Linked DNA regions of Homo sapiens: all the other regions are linked to region 4. Evidence: chromatin contacts called from ENCODE Hi-C or POLR2A ChIA-PET data. All regions are on one chromosome and are shown on one strand. Each heading gives the region's core, a stretch centred on a gene start or an enhancer-like site at or near the end of the contact. The rest is flanking DNA. Distances are from core to core; before and after follow the strand shown.

Region 1 (3,071 bases), core at 50-2,549, 9.1 Mb before region 4:
GCAGAGACGCTCCTCACTTCCTAGATGGGATGGCGGCCGGGCAGAGACGCTCCTCACTTTCCAGACTGGGCAGCCAGGTAGAGGGGCTCCTCACATCCCAGACGATGGGCGGCCAGGCAGAGACGCTCCTCACTTCCCAGACGGGGTGGCGGCCGGGCAGAGGCTGCAATCTCGGCTCTTTGGGAGGCCAAGGCAGGCGGCTGGGAGGTGGTTGTAGCGAGCCGAGATCACGCCACTGCACTCCAGCCTGGGCACCATTGAGCACTGAGTGAACGAGACTCCGTCTGCAATCCCGGCACCTCGGGAGGTCGGGGCTGGCGGATCATTCGCGGTTAGGAGCTGGAGACCAGCCCGGCCAACACAGCGAAACCGTCTCCACCAAAAAAATACGAAAACCAGTCAGGCGTGGCGGCACGCGCCTGCAATCGCAGGCACTCGGCAGGCTGAGGCAGGAGAATCAGGCAGGGAGGTTGCAGTGAGCCGAGATGGCAGCAGTACAGTCCAGCTTCGGCTCGGCATCAGTGGGAGACCGTGGAAAGAGAGGGAGAGGGAGACCGTGGAGAGGGCGAGGGCGAGGGCGAGGGCGAGGGAGAGGGAGAGGGAGCTATGTACCCTTTTTTTGAGAAAGTACATCTGGTTAAGTATGTATTTTTCATTGAAAACTAAAGTTAAATCAGGACTGATGGCATTTTCCGACTGCATTTGGTAAAAAATAAATGCCAAAAATATTAGATTGAAAATGCCAAGATAAAACTTCCTTACCTTCTGTATTGTAAAAGTTTCAAGAATAATTTAAAGATTTTTGCACAACACAGAAAGTGCAAGTTATCGTCTATAGTTAATAATTAAATAAAACAGTTTATTAATGGTAGGTAATAAAGGTGCTTAGTAAAACAGATGGTTCTCCAGTTCCCCAGGCTCAATGAGCAGGCAAAGATCCTTTTAGGCAAAAGACATTTTCACATCTAACAGTAACATCTCTGATGGTCAGGCAGGTCAAACAATCACTTGGCGGGAAATAGATAAATACAGACTAAATTCGCACAATCTGTTTCTGTTTAGTTTATAAACTGCGATCCAGAGTGTCAGCTTTCGTGCCTTGTGGGACTTGAAGTCCAGAAGGAAGAAGTGATCAGGGCTGCCGAGGGATGGAAGCGTGCAGCCCCTGCAGGTCTGAGACCTACGAACTACAACTCCCGGCAAGCATCGGAAGGCCGCGTCGTAATTGCGGGCAACCAATCGTACCAGAGCAGGGCAAGCCCCCGCCCTCTGGCTCGGTGGAAGGCCTCCGCCAATGGCAGAGCTCCCATCGCAGAGCCTGCGGGTTAGGTTGTGAGGCCCGGGCCGGGGGCGGGGAGGAGCCAAGGGGGCGAGCAAGCTCGGTGGCTGGGTGGGTTGGGGCGTTCCGCGCGCCCTTCATTGAAGCGGCGGTGGCCGGGCTGGGCGCCGGTAGTGGAAAGCGACGGCGCGGCTGGAAAATGCCAGTCCATTCCCGAGGGGATAAGAAGGAGACCAACCATCACGATGAGATGGAGGTGGACTACGCCGAAAATGAGGGGAGCAGCTCCGAGGACGAGGACACTGAGAGCTCGTCGGTCTCCGAGGATGGAGATAGCTCAGGTGCGCGACCCACTGCTGGGACCCTGAGTCCCCGCGCCCAGCGCGCGACAGGCCGCTCTCCGCACGCCAGGCGGCTGCGTCCTGCTGGGAAAGCGGGGCGGGGACAGAGGGAAGGGGCGGAGACTGGCTCTGGGCCCTGGGCTGCACCCTGACCGGTCGCTGGGCGCTGTCTGGCTCCTGATGGGTCCCGGCGGCGGGGCGGGGCGGGCCTGGGCTTGTCCAGCTCCCAAACGCGGCGTGGTCCTGCCCCCGGTGGTGCTCTGGAGCGACCAGCCCAGGCGGACAACTTCCCGCAGCAGACAAACTGGAAATGCCTCCTCTCCCCAGCCCACCGACCTCTTTCCCTATTTTCACCTTTGCAACCCTCACTTCTCAGCGCAAGTGAGTTGCCGGGACAGAGGGTCGGCTTAGTAATTAACCTCAGTTTGCAAGTCAACTTGCCGGTCAGCACTTTTACATCAGTGTCTTTTCGGGGGCTAACTTGAGAGCGGTCCCGTTCAGTAGCTCCCTGAAGTTTGCAAGACTGAGAGGAAGGGACCAACATTCGGGCTCATTTTGGATCTTCATATGCTTATAAATTGGCTGAGTTTTGGCAGCGTTGAAAATTCTCCAAGTCTTTTCTTCCCTTCAGTTTTTTCTAACTTTGGGCTGTTTTAAATTATTTTGGGTGGGGGAGGAGGGCAGATTAACACTACAAATAAATTTTGCAAACTTTTAGGAATGGTTATTCTAAAGTGAAATGGAATTTGTGATTACCGGGATTATTTTCTTTCGATTCAAATGATGGAGATGAGACTGACTTCTTTGTCTTGGCCTGATTTTGGTCATGTAAAGGAAGCATTGATGATAGGTTGATGACAGCCTAGTATCACCCAGATGCCCTCTTTTCATGTTTCCCTTGCAAAGCAAATCTCCATGGAAGGATATAATTTCAATCAGTAAATCAGCCATCCAAAAATATTTATGAGTGACTTCTTTGTGCAGCACTGGACAGTACTCAATATGAGGGATAAATAGTTATTATCTGGGCTCACTTAAAAAGCTATCATAAGTCACCACTTGATTAAATTGCCAAATGAATGCTTAACTAAATGTTGCTGTAGGAATTCAGAGGCAGAGGAAATCGTTTCAATATTGGGTGGTCACAAAGCCTAGCTGAAGAAGGTGGGATTACCTTAATTATCTTGAAGAATGAGTAGAATTTGGTTTGGGGTGGTGGGTATCCCTGCAGGGAGAGGGATGTAAGAAAAAGTACAAGGGCCAGAGTTTGGGGCTTATTCAAAAGAGCGTGAAAACCTTGGGAGAAGGAGTTGAGCTCGGAAAAGAACAGGAAAGTATAGATGTGAGTGATTTCAAAGAAAGCACAAAACAGGATTGATGAATGCAAGTTTAGGATTGAAGGTAAGAGAAAAACCAAGATACAAGGAGAGTGGCGGTAGCATCAACAGAAA
Region 2 (3,409 bases), core at 103-2,602, 6.7 Mb after region 4:
GCTAATTTTTTGTATTTTTAGTAGAGACGGGGTTTCACCGTTTTAGCCGGGATGGTCTCGATCTCCTGACCTCGTGATCCGCCCGCCTCGGCCTCCCAAAGTGCTGGGATTACAGGCGTGAGCCACCGCGGAGCAGGGCAGTTTTAAAGTTGACTTCTGAGAGCATCAGATTTTGGATAGTGTCCTTTCTCAGGTCCTGTTTCCTTGTCTCCTCATCCCATTTTAAAAGCCAGACACATAAACCCCGGCACTCCTTTAGCGAAGGGCTCAGTGAGGGCGTTTTTGCCACCCGTGGCCAGGGGTCATTGGGTCAGCAAAGTCAGAGGAAACCTAGAAAGGCAGAAGCCCAGGAGGTTGACGCCCTGCGGGTCTAGGGGCCAGGTGCTGGGTGTCTCTCCTTTCGTGTGCGGTTCCCAGCAGCAGGTCCTGGTGGGCGCAGACTGACCGGAGAGGTGTGGCTCGCCCCCTCCCCAGACCCCGAGGTGGCAATGAAACCTCCATCTCCTGGCTTGATTCCTTGTGCTATAAAAAATCTTCCACTGGCCCTTTGCATCTCTCGCCCTCCATCCCCCAAAGCCACTATCGGGAGGGGACAAAAATAATTTCTGAGGGGCCATGGGCACTAAAACCACAGCAGACAGAGGCTGTGTCTACCTGAGGAACTGGAGAGGTAGAATTAGAGGGGGAGGCTGGGCATCCTCGGCGGCGCCCCCTCCATCCAGCGTGAAACCCACGAGGCGCGGCGTCTCGAGTGGCGGGCGGGCAGGGGGCTGCAGGATTCACGAAGCCACCTCCGCCGGGGACCGCCTTCTCTCGGAGTGGCCTCCCCTCCGGCGTTCCGCTTTAGTAAGACGACACTCAGGCCAAACAGCCGCCCCCGGCCAGCCCGACTCGGCTCTGGAGGGAGCGCCCCGAGGGAGTCCAGCCGGAGGCGGAGAAGGCCACTCGGCCAGAAGGTGGGGAGCCGCCGGCGTCCCCTCGCACCTCCGTCTCCACAGCAGGGGGAAAGGCCCTGATCGCCGTGGTCCACACCACCGCGTCCACCTGAGGCTCGCCTCGCTTCCTGGGTCCCTAGAGGGGTGGCGTACTCCGCTTTCTCCTGCCCCCAAGTGGCCGCACCCCTCCGCGGGACGCTTGGTTGGGTCCAGGGCGGGGCGGGCGGGCGCTCCCCGTACTGCCGCGAGCTCAGCGCGCAGCTCCCGCGGCTCGGCTGCCGCCGCGGCCAGTTGGGGCGGGTCGGGGGCGGGGTCTCAGGGGGCGGGGATTCGGGGGGGCGGGTCGGGTCGGGAGGCGTGGGTGGGGGGCGGGGCGGACGCGGAGCGCCCCTCTGGCTGGCGGGGCCAAGGGGCTGAGAGGAGTGGGGCAGGCTCGGCGCCGGTAGGAAGAGTCAGAGGGGTGACCAGAGAGCCCAACGCCTGGTGCTCAAGACTTTCTCCGAGGTATGAACAAGAACCAGGCGTCTGGGCCCTTTCCGCTCGCCCCATCGCTCAGCCGCCGCGCCCCGGACGCCCGCTGTGCCCCCTGCCGGCGGGGCGGCGGCGGGACTGGGTTTCGGGAGGGTTTCTGGAAGTCGCGAGTCCCAGCGAAGGCAGTGCACCGCTCTCCGCCTCTTTCTTCGCCTTCTTCTCGCTCCCTTAGCTCTGGGTGTCGGGCACCGGTGGTAAGGTCGCTTCTCCGTGAGTCGGAGGTCGCTCACTCTGGGACGGGCGGACGAGGCCCTAGGGCAGCCGAGCCCGGCAGCGGGGGAGGCGTGGAGCTCGGGGCGGCTTCAGCGGCGGGGGCGGGAGGCTGGTCCTGGCTGCAGACTGCGCGCCTGGGCTCCGTGCGCGGTCCCTGGTTCTCTGCATCGCGGAGGTCCCCGGATCACAGGGCTCCCTGGCGGGCCCCGGCACCCAGGTCTGTGTCGCTGTGGCTGGGCGCCGGGACTAGCACCCGAGTCCCGCGCTCCCGGGGGCTGCGCCGTGCCGCCTGTTGTGCGCGCGCAGAGGCCGGACAGCCCGGCTGCGGGAAGGGACCCGAGCGCAGGGTCTGCCCCGCGTCCCGGAAAGTGCCTAGTCTGCGGAGCCGGAGGTTGAGCTGGGGCAGATCGGCGCCAGACGGGGGCCTGGGTGAGATACGAGTTGGGGGTGCGGCCTGCAGAATTTGGGTTTCTGGAGGAGCTTACGGCGCGCTGGCGGAGCCCCAGGCGAACAGGAGCACCGGATTCGGCTCCGGGAGGGCCAGGCACTGTCAGGTATGGACAGCTGCGGTCCACCCGTGTAAGTGTAAAGTCTACAGAGATTAAAACAACACCTCGAGTCCTGGGACAGCATAACCTAATGGTGCGGGCGTTTTCTTAAAGGCACGAATAGATGGGAAAATGTCAAAATAAGCATATTTTAAAGTTGAAAGCTGGCAGATTTTCAGGCCGTGTAGTTGTGTAGCTAGTGTCCAAAGAAATATTAGCTCGTTTTCCCCCTTAACACCTTTTCATTTTTATTTTTTTACGCAAAATCTGTTTTGCCAGTATTTCCCTCAGGAGCTGTGCATTGCTCACAGCAGGGAAGGAAAACTTCAGCAAGCGTTCTCAGGTTGCTTCTGACTTCCAGCCTGTGCTCTCCAGCATTTCTGAATGTGGAGAAAAAGTATCTCTTGCTGGATTTTCCGAGTATGATTCCCTTCTGTTCTTCTCTGGGACCGGGCAATGTTTGTTTATGGGTTTTATAAGCATCTATTTAAATTTAGTTTTTGCACGAAATACTCCCTCTTGCCACAGGGTGTAGTTTGGGGTTTAGAAAATGCTGTTGGAGAAAGCTGCTAGTGGCTTCATTTTCCAAGAATGTAAGTCATTTCCTTTCTGTGATTTCAGGGAGTTGATATTTCACAGCATCAAAACTTTGTGGGGAAAATTTTCCGTAATACATCTGTCATTAAAAAGGCTTGTGACTTTTGGGTTTCCTTCTTAGAGCAGTGCATGAATTTAGGTTCAGCAGTGTTAAAGGATGAGAAATTTTTTTTTAGAATTTAGAGCATTATGAGACTATTGTAGAAATTTTAACTACCAGGACCTACAGGATGGAGAGTGGGGGAGGGGAGAAGACCAGAAGAGAGGCAGGAAAACAGATGCCTTTGCTGATGTCCTTTGTAGTATAAAACTTAACAGCACCACAGCACCTAATCATTTTCTCAGGTGTGGCTTTGAGAAATAAACGTTTTATGTTAAAAATGAAAATACTTCACAATATGAGACAGCTGGCATTTGAATACTTTTCCCAGTATGTTTGTAAACATTTTGGATTCATATTTCATATTAAAATGGACATTTAGTAGGATTATTAGATGAAAAGGGTCCCCCAGGGGATATCTAATATCAAATTATCTGCAGGACATCTTCTCCAGAAAGCAGACTGACTGTAATATGAACTAATTT
Region 3 (3,290 bases), core at 715-3,214, 5.4 Mb after region 4:
ACGCTTGGCCTGTACTATTTTTGCAATTTCCAATGGATCTATAATTACTTCAAAATAAAAGTATAGGCCAGGCACGGTGGCTCACACCTGTAATCTCAGCACTTTGGGTGGCTGAAGAGGGAGGTTCACTTGAGGCCAGGGGTTCGAGACCACCCTGGGCAACGTCTCTACAAAAAAATAGGAAAATAATTAGCTGCCTGTGGTCCCAGCTCCTGGAGGACAGGAAGCATTGGGGAGGGGGGCTGAGGAGGGAGGATCGCTTGAGCCCAGGAGGGTGGAGGCTGCAGTGAGCTATGATTGTGCCACTGCACTCCAGCCTTGGCAACACAGTGAGACCCTGACTCCAAAAATTTTTTAAAAAAACATTTTAAGTATAAACAAAACTTTCACTAGCCCTACTTTTCTTTCCTTAAGAAAAGCTTCCCAAAAGAACTGTCCACATGCCCCATAACAAATCACAATCGCTATTACTGGTATCCCACTCTACTCCCCCTATCCACCAACACGCAGCAGCCAGAGTCAACTTTTAGAACATCAACATTTAATTATTAGCCTCTTCTTTTTTTCTTTTCTTTTCTTTTTTTTTTTTTTTTTTTTTTTGCGAGACAGAGTCTTGCTCTGTCGCCCAGGCTGGAGTGCAATGGTGCGATCTCAGCTTACTGCAATCTCCGCCTCCCAGGTTCAAGCGATTCTCCTAAGGCTCCGGAGTAGTTGGGATTACAGGCGCCCACCACCACGCCAGGCTAATTTTTTTGTATTTTTAGTAGAGACGGGGTTTCACCATGTTGGTTAGGCTGGTCTCCAACTTCTGACCTCAGGCGATCCGCCCGCCTCGGCCTCCTAAAGCGTAGCCTCTTCTTAAAACCCTTTTAAATAGCTTCCCGTGGCTCTTAGAATAAAAGTCAACGTGTGGTTAAAATAAACTAAAAACCTTGCTGTGATGTAGTCCTTCTGGGTCATTCCACACCATATGTCTTCCACTAAACTTCAGTCACACTCATATGGCCCACCTTCTAGTCGTCAAAATAGCCAAAACCTCTCCAAGCCTTACAGCCTTCACACAAACTGTTTCTTCTACAGAGGACAGAGAAAGACAATGGTTTCGAATGTGACGTCCAAACTATAAATCACAGGACACTGAATTCTGCGGGCTTTCATTAGCATAAGAGCTGCCTCCGACGGGGGCAACACTATGCGGGGTGTGCCAGGAACTGATTTAAGACTGTATTCAGATCTTCCAAGCAACGCCAAAGACTCCAGCTTATAAAGAGCATATTTGATTGCTTATACTGTGTGCTAGGTCCTTTTATCCTTCAAATGACCACCTACAGGAGAGACTAAGGTCCAATTCACAACTGAGCCTTTAAGGAGGTTAAGTAACTAGCCCAGAGTTCAACAGAAAGTGGACGGGTTGTTCAAAGCCAGAGCTACTCCCGACCTCTACTCTATACACTGCCTTTCCTCCGGCCCGTAAATACAACGAATGAACCTGCAGGTTGGTAGCTCCTGGGATCCGAGGTTGGAGTGCCACAGGACCCCAACCTGCTCTCACCCCGGGACAGGGAAATACGAACAGGGGCACAGGTCCACCACCAGGTGCCTCCGCGAGGGGCAGCAGCGCAGGCGGCGGGGAGGACCAGCGGCCACTCACCTGGTGCTGGCGCTGCGGCTACCTCCACACAGCGGTCTTGGCCTCCCAGACGCGAACCCGCACGCCCCAGGGGAGCCACCGGCGAAAAGCCCGCGGGCCCGTCCGCAGGCACCAACCAAATAACGCAGCGCTGGCACCATCCCCTACGCACGCTCCCCTCCCTCAGCGCTCAGAAGAAGCCACTTGACCCTCCACGGCCGAGGACCCGCGCTCTTTAGCCCCGCCCCTCACGCGGGGGCCAATGAAGTGGCGCGCCTTCGCCCCATGTGGGAGAGGCTGCGGTGGCCAATAGGCGCGCGCGTCGGAGGGCGAAGGGCCGGCCAGGGTGCCGCAGACGCGGGGACGCTGGCTCGCTCCCTCCCTCCCTCCCTCCGACGCTGTGAGTAGAGAAGCTAGGCCCCGAGCCGGGCGGGACTAGGGTGGTGGTTGTGTTCTGCCCTCGCCCGTCGCCAACGCTGGGCTGACTGAAAACCTGGCCCTTTGGGTCGCGCGTCTTCGACCTTCACCGCCATGCGGACATGGGGCCGTGGGAGAAACTCTGGGCGGGATTACGGTGAAAATTCTTGTTTGGGCGGGCCCTGCGGCTTCTTTCTTCCGGCTCGCCCTCGGCCCCGCCCCCGCCCCGCCCCCGCTCCAGCTCCAGCCGGGTCCTCGCTCGGCCCCGCACGCGGCCCGCGGTAGACGGAGGGCCTGGGCACCCACCGTCTCCATCCCGGCCCCAGCCCAGTCGAGCGTCCACTAGAAGGGCGCTCCCTGTCCGGCCCTAATCCTCGCTCCTCACGGAGGCTCTTTGTCACAGCGAAGACTGACAGCCCGCAGTCTTCTGGACTTCTTTTATGGGGCTCCTGGCGGTGCTATTCATTCAGTCATTGATTCGTCTTGTAAATATGGAGCGCCTGCTCTGTACTCGACCCGGCACTGGGTACCGGAAGAACCAGACAGCTCGGTTTTTGCCACCATTTATAAGTCTGTGTCCTTTTCTTGAGTACTGAACCGAGATACAGTTTTAAATGTGCTGTGCGGTCTCTGAGCAGCGACTCACCTGTGCAGGTCACTTCACCTGATTCCCTTTATGTAAAAATGAGGGCGATGGGCTGTGTAATCTCTAAAGGACCTTCTAACTCTTTAAAATTGTCACTGTGCCGGTGTTGCTAACACTCATTCTGTATGCTTGATGGCAGTTTTTAATTTTTAGGGTTAGGACAGCTGAACATAACAAATAGAATTATACAGATTTATTACCAGAAGGACTTCGTGTGCCTCTAAGAATCTTGGTTCCAGTCTTTGGTCAGGTAGCTCCAGGAAATCACTTCACCTCTTTGCCTCAGACCCTCCTCAGTGAACTAGGAATGATAGCAGTGTCTCCCTAGTCTTAGGGCCGTTGAGCGGATTACACGAGATAAGGTCAGCAGGTGTTTAGCACAGTGAAGCATTTGCTACGTGATGACATTTATTATGGTTAAAGGGTTTTACCACCAGAACAGTGGTACATAGTTTGCTTTATTTGTTAAAACAATGTAGAATATTGCCTGCTTGTTCCATCACAGATGAAAAAAAGAGATGGTTATTCAACTTTGTGAGGTAATTGTGGATTTCCATGCAATTGTAAGAATAGAGATTCTGTGTACCCTTTACCCAG
Region 4 (3,078 bases), core at 1-2,500:
TTCAAATGATAACTTAGACTTTTCGCACGAGTCATTCAAAAGTAATAGTATTATTCCTTCAAAAAAAAAAAATATCTCTTCCACACTCCAAAGCATTCAGGCTCACACTAGACACTCCAGCTCTTCCACTGTGTCCGTTTAAGTATCACTTATGAGGAGAAAATGCACACAAAATTCTCAGTTCGCCTAAAATAAATAAATGTCTACTATCATTCCTAAATCCACAAGGCAGAATTCTCTTAGAACCATGATGCCAAGAACTTCCACCGCAAGTGAAATTGTCTTCGCAATCTCTGTCTCTAGGAGACTGAAAGGCTGCAGAGACGCTTGAGGATCCTGCAGGGAGGCTAGGGCGGCAGACGGAGGGGGCGGAGGTTAGGGGAGAGTCCCACAGAGGAACTGCATTAGAAGGAAAGATTTTGATAACGTCTAAGGGAGAGGCGGTTAGCTACAGGGGGAAAAAAACAGACCTATTTCCATATTATGTACGTTGTAAAGAAAACGCAAAGTGATGAGGGTAAGGAAACGTTGCCAAAAACAAACAAACAAAAACAAAAAAAAATTAACCCTCTGCGGCCGGAGGGTTAAGAGAAGTCGACAAAAGGAGAAGGGGGAGGCGAATAAAGGCCCCAAAGACCAGGAATTGAAAAAAAATACCCGATTTGTGAGCTTGGCCGTGGTCCAGATCTTCTGTCCTGATAAGCAGATGGCAAGAGGAAAGGATCGCAGTTACTCAGGGTGGTAGAGAGTAACGCGTTTACAAGGGTGACGAGCCCTGCACAAGAAGATGTCGCCTCTCTTTCCACCTGCTCCGCTCAGTCCTTTGCCTCTTACTCTAGCACCAGTGGCATTCGGGCAAAACACTGCCAAAGCCTGCACCGCTGGAGGACAGCAAAAGGAAAATACCTGAGTCTCAGTAATCACACGGGCAGCGACAGGAGGAGGAACCGCGGACAACTGGAGCCTGGGCTGGATCCTCACTAGCTCCGGTCAAACCCTAACTCTTACGGGTGGGGCGGGCAACTTCCGCCCAGAGCAAGGAAAGCGTCACATCCGTCAAATGGCTTCACCCCTCCTCCCTTCTCCGCTGTAGCTGCGTTTACAACGTTCTGACTTCCTCTTCCAGGAGACTTTGGCCTAGTCTCAACACCTGACGTGGACTACATAACCCAGCATTCATCACGGCAAGTGGATTTCCGGGTCAAGAGGTCCGCGCTGGGTACATCACCATGGAAGCAATCGGTTTGGTCACGTGGTGCCCTTGGTTACGCCCGGTGGCAGCTGTGGGGTCTAGGGCTCAGACGGGGGCCATTTTGCCAGAGGCTGCCTCCCGGAGTTGGGGGCGGCCTGGCGGCAGGCTGAAGCTGTTCTTTTGCCTCTTCTGCAGCTTGGGGCTTGGAGAGGATCTGGAAGTCTGGGCTCCATCGAGCCCTTTGGAGACGGCAATGGTTTCTTCCAACCACCACCACCTGACAACCCTGCATGGCGGCTGCCCCCTCCGCGCTGCTTCTGCTGCCGCCCTTTCCAGTCCTCTCTACCTATCGGCTCCAGAGCCGCAGTCGTCCTTCCGCCCCAGAGACCGATGATAGTCGAGTTGGGGGCATTATGAGAGGAGAGAAAAACTACTACTTCCGTGGAGCTGCGGGGGACCACGGTTCCTGCCCCACTACAACTTCGCCTCTGGCCTCGGCCCTCTTGATGCCCTCGGAGGCAGTCTCAAGCAGCTGGTCTGAGTCTGGAGGCGGTTTGTCAGGGGGAGATGAAGAGGACACTCGGCTCCTTCAACTCCTCCGCACTGCCCGGGATCCTTCTGAGGCCTTCCAGGCTTTGCAAGCTGCTTTGCCGCGGCGGGGCGGTCGACTTGGCTTCCCCCGACGCAAGGAAGCTTTGTATCGGGCACTGGGCCGAGTGCTTGTGGAAGGAGGTAGTGATGAGAAGCGGCTCTGCTTGCAACTTCTCTCGGACGTTCTCCGGGGTCAGGGGGAGGCAGGCCAGCTTGAAGAGGCCTTTAGCTTAGCACTTTTGCCTCAACTAGTTGTCTCGTTACGGGAAGAGAATCCAGCCCTGCGGAAAGATGCGCTGCAGATCCTTCATATATGTCTGAAACGTAGTCCTGGAGAGGTGCTGAGAACGCTTATACAACAAGGACTGGAAAGTACCGATGCCCGACTTAGAGCTTCCACAGCACTACTGCTTCCCATCTTGCTTACTACTGAGGACTTGTTGCTTGGTCTGGATCTCACCGAGGTGATAATATCCCTAGCCCGAAAGCTTGGTGATCAGGAGACAGAAGAAGAATCTGAGACAGCTTTCTCCGCACTTCAACAAATTGGGGAGCGACTTGGCCAAGACAGGTTTCAATCTTACATTTCTCGTCTGCCCTCTGCCCTGAGGAGACACTACAATCGCCGCCTGGAGTCCCAGTTTGGAAGTCAGGTTCCTTATTATTTGGAACTTGAAGCCTCTGGATTTCCTGAAGATCCCCTTCCCTGTGCAGTGACTCTTTCCAACAGCAATCTTAAATTTGGGATTATTCCTCAGGAGCTGCATTCACGATTATTGGATCAGGAAGACTATAAGAACCGGACCCAGGCCGTCGAAGAACTAAAGCAGGTGCTGGGAAAATTTAACCCTAGTTCTACTCCTCATTCTAGTCTTGTTGGCTTCATTAGTTTGCTATATAATTTGTTAGACGATTCTAACTTCAAAGTGGTGCATGGCACACTTGAAGTCCTGCATTTACTGGTTATTCGCCTTGGAGAGCAGGTACAGCAGTTCTTGGGACCAGTTATAGCAGCTTCTGTCAAAGTGCTGGCGGACAACAAGTTGGTGATCAAACAAGAATACATGAAAATCTTCCTCAAGCTAATGAAGGAAGTAGGACCTCAGCAGGTGCTTTGTTTACTCCTGGAACATCTCAAACATAAGCATTCCAGAGTGAGAGAGGAGGTGGTGAACATTTGCATCTGCTCCCTGCTGACCTATCCTAGTGAGGATTTTGACTTGCCCAAACTGTCCTTTGATCTTGCCCCAGCTCTTGTAGATAGCAAACGCAGGGTACGCCAAGCAGCTTTAGAA

The links. A loop is a pair of places that touch in the nucleus more often than their neighbours do. ChIA-PET counts read pairs that join two places held with the same protein, here RNA polymerase II (POLR2A). Pooled maps may share reads with other maps.
Region 1: a loop to region 4 is called in a pooled map, with 7 times the contacts of the local background. The contact joins the promoter of BRMS1L here to the promoter of TOGARAM1 in region 4. A Hi-C loop is called at or near these places in 2 of 50 pooled maps.
Region 2: a map of naive thymus-derived CD4-positive, alpha-beta T cell shows a loop between it and region 4 (10-fold over the local background). The contact joins the promoter of FRMD6 here to the promoter of TOGARAM1 in region 4. A Hi-C loop is called at or near these places in 1 of 168 maps with a recorded cell type or tissue (naive thymus-derived CD4-positive, alpha-beta T cell) and 6 of 50 pooled maps. POLR2A ChIA-PET finds 5 or more read pairs at or near these places in 1 of 52 experiments (activated T-cell).
Region 3: a map of CD8-positive, alpha-beta T cell shows a loop between it and region 4 (24-fold over the local background). The contact joins the promoter of DMAC2L here to the promoter of TOGARAM1 in region 4. A Hi-C loop is called at or near these places in 1 of 168 maps with a recorded cell type or tissue (CD8-positive, alpha-beta T cell), 1 of 37 single-sample maps with no recorded cell type and 8 of 50 pooled maps. POLR2A ChIA-PET finds 5 or more read pairs at or near these places in 1 of 52 experiments (WTC11).

Annotation. Positions count from the first base shown.
Region 1 is chr14:35,825,039-35,828,109 of GRCh38, forward strand. BRMS1L (BRMS1 like transcriptional repressor) reads left to right here and starts at 1,300. Exons shown (of 10, transcript NM_032352.4): 1 at 1,300-1,620. The coding sequence starts at 1,479. RefSeq lists silencers at 1,341-1,440, 1,691-1,860.
Region 2 is chr14:51,650,558-51,653,966 of GRCh38, forward strand. FRMD6 (FERM domain containing 6) reads left to right here and starts at 1,353. Exons shown (of 14, transcript NM_001267046.2): 1 at 1,353-1,439. It overlaps FRMD6-AS1 (FRMD6 antisense RNA 1), which reads right to left and starts at 1,187. Exons shown (of 1, transcript NR_037676.1): 1 at 1-1,187. RefSeq lists an enhancer at 356-974 and silencers at 947-1,016, 1,147-1,596, 1,807-1,896, 1,907-1,966, 1,977-2,126.
Region 3 is chr14:50,310,360-50,313,649 of GRCh38, forward strand. DMAC2L (distal membrane arm assembly component 2 like) reads left to right here and starts at 1,965. Exons shown (of 6, transcript NM_001382507.1): 1 at 1,965-2,030. L2HGDH (L-2-hydroxyglutarate dehydrogenase) reads right to left here and starts at 1,870. Exons shown (of 10, transcript NM_024884.3): 1 at 1,652-1,870. The coding sequence starts at 1,791. RefSeq lists silencers at 1,930-2,059, 2,120-2,349.
Region 4 is chr14:44,960,940-44,964,017 of GRCh38, forward strand. It overlaps TOGARAM1 (TOG array regulator of axonemal microtubules 1), which reads left to right and starts at 1,251. Exons shown (of 20, transcript NM_001308120.2): 1 at 1,251-3,078. The coding sequence starts at 1,483. KLHL28 (kelch like family member 28) reads right to left here and starts at 1,008. Exons shown (of 5, transcript NM_017658.5): 1 at 907-1,008. RefSeq lists enhancers at 75-164, 679-1,193, 735-1,544, 1,194-1,708.